Linked DNA regions of Homo sapiens: region 1 is linked to region 2. A link is an interaction called in ENCODE POLR2A ChIA-PET data of the cell type or tissue named here. Cell type or tissue: GM12878. All regions are shown on one strand. Region 1 overlaps MED25 (mediator complex subunit 25). Region 2 overlaps NUP62 (nucleoporin 62).

Region 1 (5,000 bases), 82 kb before region 2:
GGTGTCTCTCTTGGAGGGCTGCACAGGGTGCGGAGAGAAGCTTGACAGCTGCAGTATCGGGTGATCTATGATGTGACTAAGGGCAGGCCGTAAAATTAGGTGGCATGTAGGGAAGGCTTCCTATAGGAGGGCACACCAGGATGGGTGTCGTAGTTTAGCTGGATTCCATCCGGGCCGGAATGGGTGTGTTCCAGCACATGCAGAGACCTGGATGTCTGGGCTTTGTCAGTTGAGAGGACCTATAGGTGCGGGCATGGAGCAGGAGAGATGGACGGGGTGCAGGACTCGGAGGCCTCGGATGCTGGGCCGATGCCGGGCCGAGGGCCTGGGTTGGTTCCAGTCTTGATGGACACGGTTGGGCCTGTAGACGTTCATTCACTTAGCCTACATTTCCTGAGGCCTCACATGTGCCCCGCTGTGGTGGGCAAGCCTGGGGGTAAGAGAGGACTCAGACCCCATCCCCGCCTGTGGGAGAGGTAGGATCAGAGACCACACTTCAGGGGGACAGGGCCCTCAAGACCCTCAGAGGGGTGCTCGGTCTCCACACACGTCCCCTGCAGCAAAGGTCAGCCTCTCACGACCACGTGACCGGAATAATGGTGGCAACCACAGCTGCCCTTGAGGAGAGGCCATCCCCGGGCCACAACCCATGTGGGACGGATGCTGCGACGCGACTGCAGATCAGGCGGAGGAGAAACGAGAGTCTGTGTGTGTTAGTTTCCCAGGCTGCCGTAGCAAAGTATGAGAAACTGGCCAGAAGAATGGAAATTGATGTCTCAGGGTTCTGGAGGCTGGAAGTCCAAAATCCAGGTGGTAGGGCCAGGCTGTCTCTGAAATCTTACAGGGGAAGGGCCCTTCTGCCTTTCCTGGTGCCTGCTGAGGCTGCATCACCCGTCCTCACATGGCCTCTCCCTGTGTCTCTCTGTGTCCTTGTGTCTTCCCTCTGTGTGTGTGTCCGTGTCCACGTTTCTCCTTTTCACAGACACCAGCCATAGTGGATTAGGGCCCGCAATTTAACTCGATTACCTGTGTAAAGATCTTTCCAAATTAGGTCACCTTCTGAGGTACTGGGGCTTAGGACCTCAACCTGTCTTTTTGAAGGGGGCACACTTGAACCCATAAGACTAGGAGGACAGAGGAGGCCCCCGTCTCTGGCTGGGAAGGTGAAGTGGGGCCAGGACTGATTTGGAGCAGACAGCCCAGAGAGGGGAGGGGACAGCAGGAGGCTGGGCATGGAGTCAGTCACTCCAGGGTTGGAGTCAGCACAGGATCCTAGGCTTGGGGTCCCCAGCCCTTTCCCATTCCCTCCCAGTCCTCATGATTAAAGACAACAAATGTCGGCCGGGTGTGGTGGCTCACTCCTGCAATCCCAGCACTTTGGGAGGCTGAGGCAAGTGGATCATGAGGTCAGGAGATGGAGACCATCCTGGCTAACATGGTGAAATCCCGTCTCTACTAAAAATACAAAAAATTAGCCAGGTGTGGTGGCAGGCACCTGTAGTCCCAGCTACTCGGGAGACTGAGGCAGGAGAATGGCATGAACCCAGGAAGCGGAGCTTGCAGTGAACTGAGATCATGCCACTGCATTCCAGCCTGGGCGACAGAGCGAGACTCCATCTCAAAAAAAAAAAAAAACACAGACAGCAAATGTCCCCTGTCCTGTCTGGGACTGGTGCTGTGCTAGCACCAGGGATTGGGTAGGGAACTCAGCAGGGTCCCCGTCATCCCAAGGTGCATAGCCCAGGATAGAGTGGGGGACAGCATGGGAGCAGGCTCTTCAAGCATAGCCTGGGGATGGGGATGATGGCAACCCTGGGGGCTGACCGCTCTGCCCCTGCAGGTTCATGGGCGGGGGTGGTGAGAGCTGCAGCCTCATCGCGGAAGGACTCAGCACAGCCTTGCAGCTGTTTGATGACTTCAAGAAGATGCGCGAGCAGATGTGAGTGCCCCCTCCACCCAGGCCGGGCCGGTCTCTCTCTGCCTGGCCTGGAACCACTTTGCCTGTCGAGTGGTTCTACCTCCAGCCTCACCCTGTAGGGCATGGGCTCTGTGTCCCCAAGCACGCTGAGCCAGGAGGCTGCAGGTGTGTCCTTGGGGGACGCCTGGCCAGTGCCCGGTCTCAGCATCCCCATCAGGAAGCAGTGCCAACTCTGGGTGTCACTCCTGCCTGCCCTGCCTGCTGGGTGACGTAGAGCACATCCCAGAACCTCTTGGAGCCTCAGTGTTCTCAGCTGTAAAGTAGGGGCGTTGCTTCTGATTCCATGTGAGGCGGAATATGTGCATCTCCGCTGGTGCTGGGTCTGGGTTCCTTCTCAGGGCCTCTGTTGCTGCTGGCTCCATGTCTTCTCTCTTTCCTGGTAGTGGCCAGACGCACCGGGTCTGCCTCCTCATCTGCAACTCACCCCCATACTTGTTGCCTGCTGTTGAGAGCACCACGTACTCTGGATGCACAACTGAGAATCTTGTGCAGCAGATTGGGGAGGTGAGGACTCCAGGGTCTGAGGGACGAGGGTCTGGGGGCCCGGAGTCTTGGGTCTGAGGCAGGAGGCACTGAGGGCCTGGACTCCTGGGTCTGAGGGAGGAGGCACTGGGGGCCTGGACTCTTGGGTCTAAGCGGGGAGGCACTGGGGGCCTGGACTCAGACACAGAATAGTCACAGACTGGTGACCAGCTTTGCTTACTCTCTTTTCGAAACAGTCTGGCTCTGTTACCCAGGCTGGAGTGCAGTGGTGTGATCTTGGCCCACTGCAGCCTCTGCCTCCAGGGTTCAAGCAATTCTCATGTTTCAGCCTCCCGAGTAGCTGGGATTATAGACGCCCGCCACCACGCCCAGCTGATTTTTGTATCTTTAGTAGAGATGAGGTTTCACCATGTTGGCCAGACTGCTCTCAAACTCCTGGCCTCATGTGATCTGCCTGACTCGGTCTCACAAAATCCTGGGATTACAGACGTGAGCCTCCACACCTGGCCCACTTAGTCTTACTGACAAAACTAGAACCCAGAGTCTCCCGGGGCAGGTGATACCTGGTTTCAGGGTCTCCTGCCTCAAAGCCCAATGGGAATTGTGGTTGTAGGGCTGGTGCCGTCCAGCCACACAGCAGTTGTGGTAGGTTGGGGGCCGGCCCCAACACCCTTATGGAGGGGGCCCGTCATGACTGCTCGGCCCCTCTCCTACAGCGGGGGATCCACTTCTCCATTGTGTCTCCCCGGAAGCTGCCTGCGCTTCGGCTTCTGTTTGAGAAGGCAGCCCCCCCGGCCTTGCTGGAGCCGCTGCAGCCTCCGACAGATGTGAGCCAGGACCCGAGGCACATGGTGCTGGTTCGGGGACTCGTGCTGCCTGGTGAGGCCTGGGCACCGTGCGCGGGGATGGGGGCTCGACGTGTTTCCCCAGCTCCCTCTGACTTGGATTTTGGATTTCTCTCCTTTCTCTGCATCTTGAATCCCTTCTCTCTGGGGTTGGCCATCCCTCCTGCTCTCAGTTGGGGGTGGCTCAGCCCCAGGCCCCCTCCAGTCAAAGCAGCCAGTCCCCCTGCCTCCCGCCGCACCCTCAGGTGCCACTCTCTCAGCAGCCCCCCAGCAGCCTCTGCCCCCCGTCCCCCCGCAGTACCAGGTATGGATATTTCCGGGAAGGGACATGCTTCTGGGGACTTGCTGGAGCCCTGGCCCCTGGGGAGAAATCTAGTTGCATGTTGGAGCTTGTGGGATGATGGGAGTCCCATGGGACATTGGGAAGGTGGGACTCTTGGGGCCATGGAAGCTCATGTGCTGTGTGATGGGTGTTGTGAGCTAAGCTATCCCAGCTGGTGCCTCATGGGGCCATGGGTGGTGTGACCTCGTGGGATACCAGGACTGGGGGGCCATGGTCCTCACCAGTCCCTTCCCTTCTTCCCTTCTACCCACAGGTTCCCGGGAACCTGAGTGCAGCTCAGGTGGCCGCGCAGAATGCAGTGGAGGCTGCCAAGAACCAGAAGGCTGGGCTGGGCCCTCGCTGTGAGTCCTGGAGTGAGGATGAAGGGCGGGCAGGGGCCAGGCAGGCCTCTCTCCACACACTTGTTCCCCACTTCTTCCCTTGGTCTCTCCCACAGTCTCGCCCATCACCCCTCTCCAACAAGCTGCTCCCGGAGTGGGTCCCCCCTTCAGCCAGGCCCCAGCTCCCCAACTACCCCCAGGACCCCCTGGCGCCCCCAAGCCACCACCTGCTTCCCAGCCCAGTCTGGTCTCCACTGTGGCCCCTGGCTCCGGCCTGGCTCCCACGGCACAGCCCGGGGCACCGTCCATGGTAGGTGCCTGCACGCCTCCTGCCCCTGCTCCTTCCTCCTGCTGTCCACAGCTAGGACAGTTAGAGGATGAGTCATTTGCCTTCCAGGGGGATGTGGCTCTCGTGGTTCTGGGGCTTTGGGGGCTCGTGGTGTGTGTGCTGCAGATGCCTGAGATGAGGGTCTGGGGACAGAGTGGGGAGGCTCATGGCTCCAGGAGGGTCAGGGCTGTTCCGAGAAACCCAAGGAATCCCTGGGTCTGGGAGTCCAGGGCATCGCACAGCTTACGAGTCCTCGAATCCTGCAAGGTCCAAGCATTTGGGGTCCTGCGGCTGGCCAAGTGCTGTTCTGGGGATGGAGGGGCAGAAGAAGGGATCTTTCCTCCTTCCTGGTTTGCCCTCACAGGATGGCCCCCGGAGGCTCCCGGCCTTCCCCATTCTCATGGCCCTCCTTCCTCCCCTCTGGCAGGCAGGCACTGTGGCCCCAGGAGGGGTGAGCGGCCCTTCCCCAGCCCAGCTGGGAGCCCCAGCCCTCGGTGGGCAGCAGTCAGTCTCCAATAAGCTTCTGGCCTGGAGCGGGGTCCTGGAGTGGCAAGAGGTGAGGGGCCTGAGGGTCCATTGGGCACTTGGGACTCCTGGGGCCGTGGGGCTGGGCATGTAGGACTCATGGGGCCAGATGCGTGGGGTCTGCAGTGCTGGGTTTGGAGGCATTCGTTGCGCTGGACCTGTGGGATGCGGGGCGAGG
Region 2 (5,000 bases):
GGGGGCCCCGGACGTGTTCAGGTGCTCGATGATGTCCTTGAGATCCTGGGCCATGCGCTTGAGCTGTGCATCGATGTTCTCAGCCAGCTTGTAGGTTTTCTCACGCTCCTCATCCGCGTGCTGCAGGTAGATGGTCCCGCTCTGCTCCTTGACCAACTCCTCCAGTGGGCTCAGCAGGTCTTCCAGCTCCTTCTGCTGGGACAGGATGAAGTCGAGCTCCTGGTCCAGCCTCTTCTGGTCCAGCTTCACCTTCTCCACCTCGCGGTGCAGGCTGGTGATCTTTTCTCCATTCTCGATCAGCGTGCGGTCCCAGGCGTTGACCTGGGTGGCCTGCTGGAGGAAGTGCCGCTCCTGGTCCTCTAGCTCCAGGCTCCATTTGTTGATCAGGCTCTCCAGCTGCGCGTAGGTCATGGCGGAGCTGGCAGCCGCCCCTGCAGCTGCGCCAGGGCCAGGTGGAGCGGTCACGGCAGCTGCTGTATTGCTGGGGATCCCGGCTGGCGCCAGTGGTTTTAAATTCAAGGCAAAGCCGGTGGTGCTGCTGCTGCTGGTGGTGGTGGCGGTGGCGGTGGCAGCGGTGGATGTTGTTGTGGAGGTGCCGGAAGCTGCTCCAGGTGCCTTTAAGCTGAAGCCCTGTGTCCCAGCAGTGGGGGCGCCCGCTGTGGTCACAGGGGTACAGAGGGAGAGTCCAGTGGTGGCAGATGAGGTTGGAGCAGTTGCTATTGACGCAAAGAGGCTGGGCCCAGTGCTGGTGATGGTGGCTGTGGGTGTGGGAGCAGCTGGCTGTGTGGCACCTGCTGTGGTGGCTGCTGGCGTGGCCGGAGTGAAGGGCAACGTGGCAGGTGCCGTGGGCTGGGCTGAATTCCCTGCTGAGCCAATGTTGAAACCGGAGGGTTGGGCCGTGCTTCCACCAGTGAATGAGAAGCCTCCAGATGTGGTAGCTGGAGCCACAGAGGTGGTGGAGGGGCCAAACACAAAGCCGGTGGGTGCTGTGCCCTGGCTGGAGGTGACGGTGCTCGATATGGCATTAGTGAGGTTGCTGCTGCCCAGCCCAAAGCCGCTGGGGTTTGCCATGGCTGGGGTGGCAGCTGTGTTGCTCAAGTTGAGCTTTGAAGCACCGATCCCCAAAGAAAATCCAGTTCCCCCCGAAGCAAGAGTCGCTGTTCCAAAAGTGAAGCCTGTCGTCTGTGTGGCCGGAGTCTGGGTGGCAAGTGAGAACAGGCCGGTGGAAGGGGTACTTGTGGCTGGTTGGAAGGGAGCCCCAAAATTAAACCCTCCAGTGCCAGAGGTGGAGAAAGAAAACCCTGTAGCAGGTGTGGTTGTTGCCGTCTTTGCAGTGCCAAACGTGAACCCGCCTGTAGGGGCCCCAGTGCCTCCAAAATTAAACCCGCTCATGGCTCCGGACTCTGGTGGCGGCAGCTACTCTGGCTCCCAAAGCAAATCCGTCGGTGTCTGCAGCCTTGGGAAGATTTCTAAAGCAGAGGAAGTGACATTGTCAGATGGCAGTTTTGGAAAGGCAAGCTCAGTGGCATGACTGGGCACAGTCGGTTTGGAGGGTGGTGGGATGGGATAATGATGCATGCTGTGTAACCTAAACTAGGCTCTGCTACATCGAGAAGGATCCAGAAGCACAAAAGCACGCCCCAGGGGTCAGGTACGAGGAGCCGGGGTGCTAGGGACGTGCGTGGCCATGTTCAGCCCAGTGGAAAGCTCCCACTCTGTGGAGGACGAGGCGGGAGAACAGGACCTTGGACCCACCTCAGCCTGAGGAGATCAGATTTGAGGCACTGCCACAAGCGGGACTAGGACACACAAGAACAGCTGTAGGACCTGCTCCCAGCGTGGGACCCAGTGAGGTTCCCTGGCTGACTCTAGCAGGGTGTGAGCGGATCAGCTCTTGCCACCCTGAGGGCCTCTCTGGACCTCAGAGAGAGAGATGGGGCCGGGAACCCAGGCTGGATGGCAGGGTCTGGGTTGCTGAAGGCCCCCCAGGCCCACACCTGCACTCTCTAAGAGCAGGAGAGGACACTGGAACTCCTCCTCCTAACTCAGGGGAGGGTCTGAAACCCATGTGCTCAGAGCACAGATGCCCCTGGCTGCAGTGATTGGCTCAAGGATAAACTGAGACCTGAGCCAGGCAATCGGAGCCTCCCCTGGGGTTTTCTCCAGGCTTGGAAGGCAGCTGCCTCCTTCACCTGTAGGTGTGGTGTGGAGGATTGCACCTGGGCCTCCCTTGGACACCTTCTCAACCATCTGCAGACACTGGGACATCACGGGAGACCATGAGCCCCACCAGAGATGGGTGGGGGTGGGGGTGGGGGAGGGATAAAGAGCACCCCAGAAGACCCATGGGCCACAGTATTTCCATTCAGTTCAAACTGACTTGATTTTGGTAATGTCTAACTGAAAAATCTCCCAGTGGTGCCATCTATCAGCAGGAAGGTCAAAGGTTACCTGGTGAGGAAAGGGTGAGAGGGAGTGCTGAATAGGGGTGGTTTCTTTTTCTTTTGGGAAAGGGTTTTTTTCTGTCATACTAGCTGGAATGCAGTGACATGATCACAACTCACTGCAGCCTCAACCTCCTGGACCCAAGTGATCCTCCCACCTCAGCCTCCCAGAGTAGCTAGGACTACAGGTGCATGCCACCATGCGTGGATAATCTTTTTTATTTTTTGTGGAAATGGGATCTCACTCTGTTGCCCTGGTCTTCAACTCCTGGGCTCAAGCGATCCTCCCTCTTTGTCCTCTCAAAGTGCCAGGACTACAGGCGTGAGCCCTAAAGATGATCAGCAGTATCCTTAGAAGACGGATTTGACTGACTGGAGAAGGGAAGAAAGCTTGTGGTGACACGAGCAGACTGGAGTGATGCGCTTTGGAATCTGAAGATGTGAGAAAGCCAGGAGCCAAGGAAGGCAGAAGCAGCTCTAAAAGCTGGAAATGGAAAGAGGGAGGCCCTGTCTCAAAAAAACAAAAGAATAATCAAAGTCAAGACTGAGAAGCCAAGTGCCTGACCCAGAGAAACACCCACGAGGTCTGTTTCCTCTTCCCTCTCTCCAGGCCAGTTTTTAAATTGCTTGGTGTCTGTCCTCAGGAAATCCCCTTCCAGCTTGAGTAAGAGGCAACCTATCTCACTACCCCCACCCCTTCCACTGCACCCTTCTGCTTCCTCACAGGCCCCTAAGTTTTGTTTCGTCTGCTCCTCCTTCTCCACACAGCCAAGCAAGCCTGGGGAGATGACCCCAGGGCCAGCTGCACACGCTCTGCCTTGTCTAAGCCAGTAGATCTCAATGGGCGTCCATCACTACTGACTGGGAGCATTCAAAATACACAAGGCTGTTAGCTCCACTAAGCCAGTCTCTCCGGGGCTGGGATGCTGTGGCCCTGGCATTTTCATAAAGCTTTCCTGGGGGATTCTGAGAAAGGTCTCTTCAAGAGGCCACGGCAAGTGCCTGAGCCCCCAGGACTGCTGGGGCCTGGCCCGGCCTACATCCATTCCTCCCGTTGTGGGACAGAACAAAAGTCCTCACTGCTGAGCCACCTCAAGCCGGTGTGTTGTTACTGGCAGCTAAAGGCATCTGAGCAGCTACACCTACACATCTCAGTTCTCAAGAACTCAGCTTAAAAAAGCTTTTGCTATTAATAAGTTGTAGCTAAAATTTCCAAGAAGAGCATTTATAAAAAGCTCTTTGCAACTATGAAAAAACTACAAGGAAAACAATCTTCTATGGGGACTTGTCTGGCTTAACAGTTCACCTTTTTTTTTTTTTTTTTTTTGAGACGGGAGTCTCGCTCTGTTGCCCAGGCTGGAGTGGAATGGCATGATCTCGGCTCACTGCAACCTCCGCTTCCCGGGTTCAAGCGATTCTCTCGCCTCAGCTTCCAAGTAGCTGGGATTACAGGCGCATGCCACCACGCCCGGCTAATTTTTGTATTTTTAGTAGAGATGGGGTTTCTCCATGTTGGCCAGGCTGGTCTTGAACTCCTGACCTCAGGTGATCCGCTTGCCTCGGCCTCCCAAAGTGTTGGGATTACAGGCATGAGCCACTGCGCCCGGCCAACAGTTCACCATTTATTAAGTGCCACATTGGTTTCCAATACTCAGGTGCCAGGGATCTATTCACAATGGTGAACCCATACTGATCCAGCCCTGATCCACGCAGTTTAGATATGGCCAGGTGAGGTGGCTCACGCCTGTAATCCCAGCACTTTGGGAGGCTGAGGTGGGGGGATCGCTTGAGCCCAGGAACTCGAGAACAGCCTGGCCAACATAGCGAGATGCTGTCTCTACACAAAAAACACAAAAATGAGTTGGCCGTGGTGGCAGGCGCCTGTAGTCGCAGCTACCTGGGAGGCTGAGATGGGAGGATCACTGGAGCCCAGGGAGGTGGAGGCTGCAGTGAGCTGTGATTGTGCCACTCACTCCAGCCTGGGCAACAGAGTGAGACCCCATCTAAAAAAGAAAGAAAGGAGACCTACCATTACTCACCGTTTCCTCAAAGCAAACTTTGGGGCAGATCCACTTGACAAATGAGGAAAGTGAAGCCCAGAGTGGCTGGTTAAGCCACGGTCCCTGCCCTCAAGGCAGCCAGAGTCAAATGTCAGCTCTACAACCAGGGCTCAGGGCAGGCACAGGGCCGGGCCACATGCTGTGGGAGCAGGTTCCAGGGAGAAGCTGAGCGTTGCAGATGCAGCATCAGCCAGGGAAAGGATGGCGGGGGAGAGGCGCCGTCCACGCGGGAGGAAAGGCCTGTGTGAAGACAGGGAGGCCCACACAGCAGACATGCCTCTGGGTGCTAAGTGATCTGGTGCTTCTGAAGGGAGATGTTTATGTGTGAAGGAGTGACTTGGCAAGCCTGGGCTGTTCAAATCTGCACATTCCAAAGAGAGAAAATGGCCCTTGACCAGCTCCAGGAGAATCTCTATGTTCTTGAAATGTGCTGCCAGATAAGAGCGCCTTTGTTTACCTGGGGCCCCAGGCCACTCTAGAGAGTCCATGTTGACGC

Evidence for each region. Peaks named below come from ENCODE experiments on the same cell type or tissue, not always from the same donor. Only the 100,000 strongest peaks of a DNase experiment are listed, where the experiment ranks them.
Region 1: POLR2A ChIA-PET joins it to region 2 with 5 read pairs; 7 of 35 experiments call an interaction of 5 or more read pairs at or near these places.

Annotation. Positions count from the first base shown.
Region 1 is chr19:49,826,609-49,831,608 of GRCh38, forward strand. It overlaps MED25 (mediator complex subunit 25), which reads left to right. Exons shown (of 18, transcript NM_030973.4): 4 at 1,841-1,939; 5 at 2,362-2,482; 6 at 3,178-3,340; 7 at 3,480-3,610; 8 at 3,903-3,990; 9 at 4,086-4,279; 10 at 4,725-4,853. Among named protein-coding and RNA genes, the nearest start is that of MIR6800, 2.9 kb to the right of the region's middle. In GM12878, no CTCF peak of the experiment used is centred here; no DNase peak of the experiment used is centred here.
Region 2 is chr19:49,908,416-49,913,415 of GRCh38, forward strand. NUP62 (nucleoporin 62) reads right to left here. Exons shown (of 3, transcript NM_016553.5): 3 at 1-1,469. The coding sequence starts at 1,392. It also overlaps a transcript of IL4I1 not described here. Among named protein-coding and RNA genes, the nearest start is that of IL4I1, 14 kb to the left of the region's middle. RefSeq lists enhancers at 1-222, 3,047-3,356, 4,005-4,856 and a silencer at 1,960-2,039. In GM12878, no CTCF peak of the experiment used is centred here; a DNase peak (open chromatin) is centred at 3,116; H3K4me3 peaks cover 1,074 bases; H3K27ac peaks cover 3,753 bases.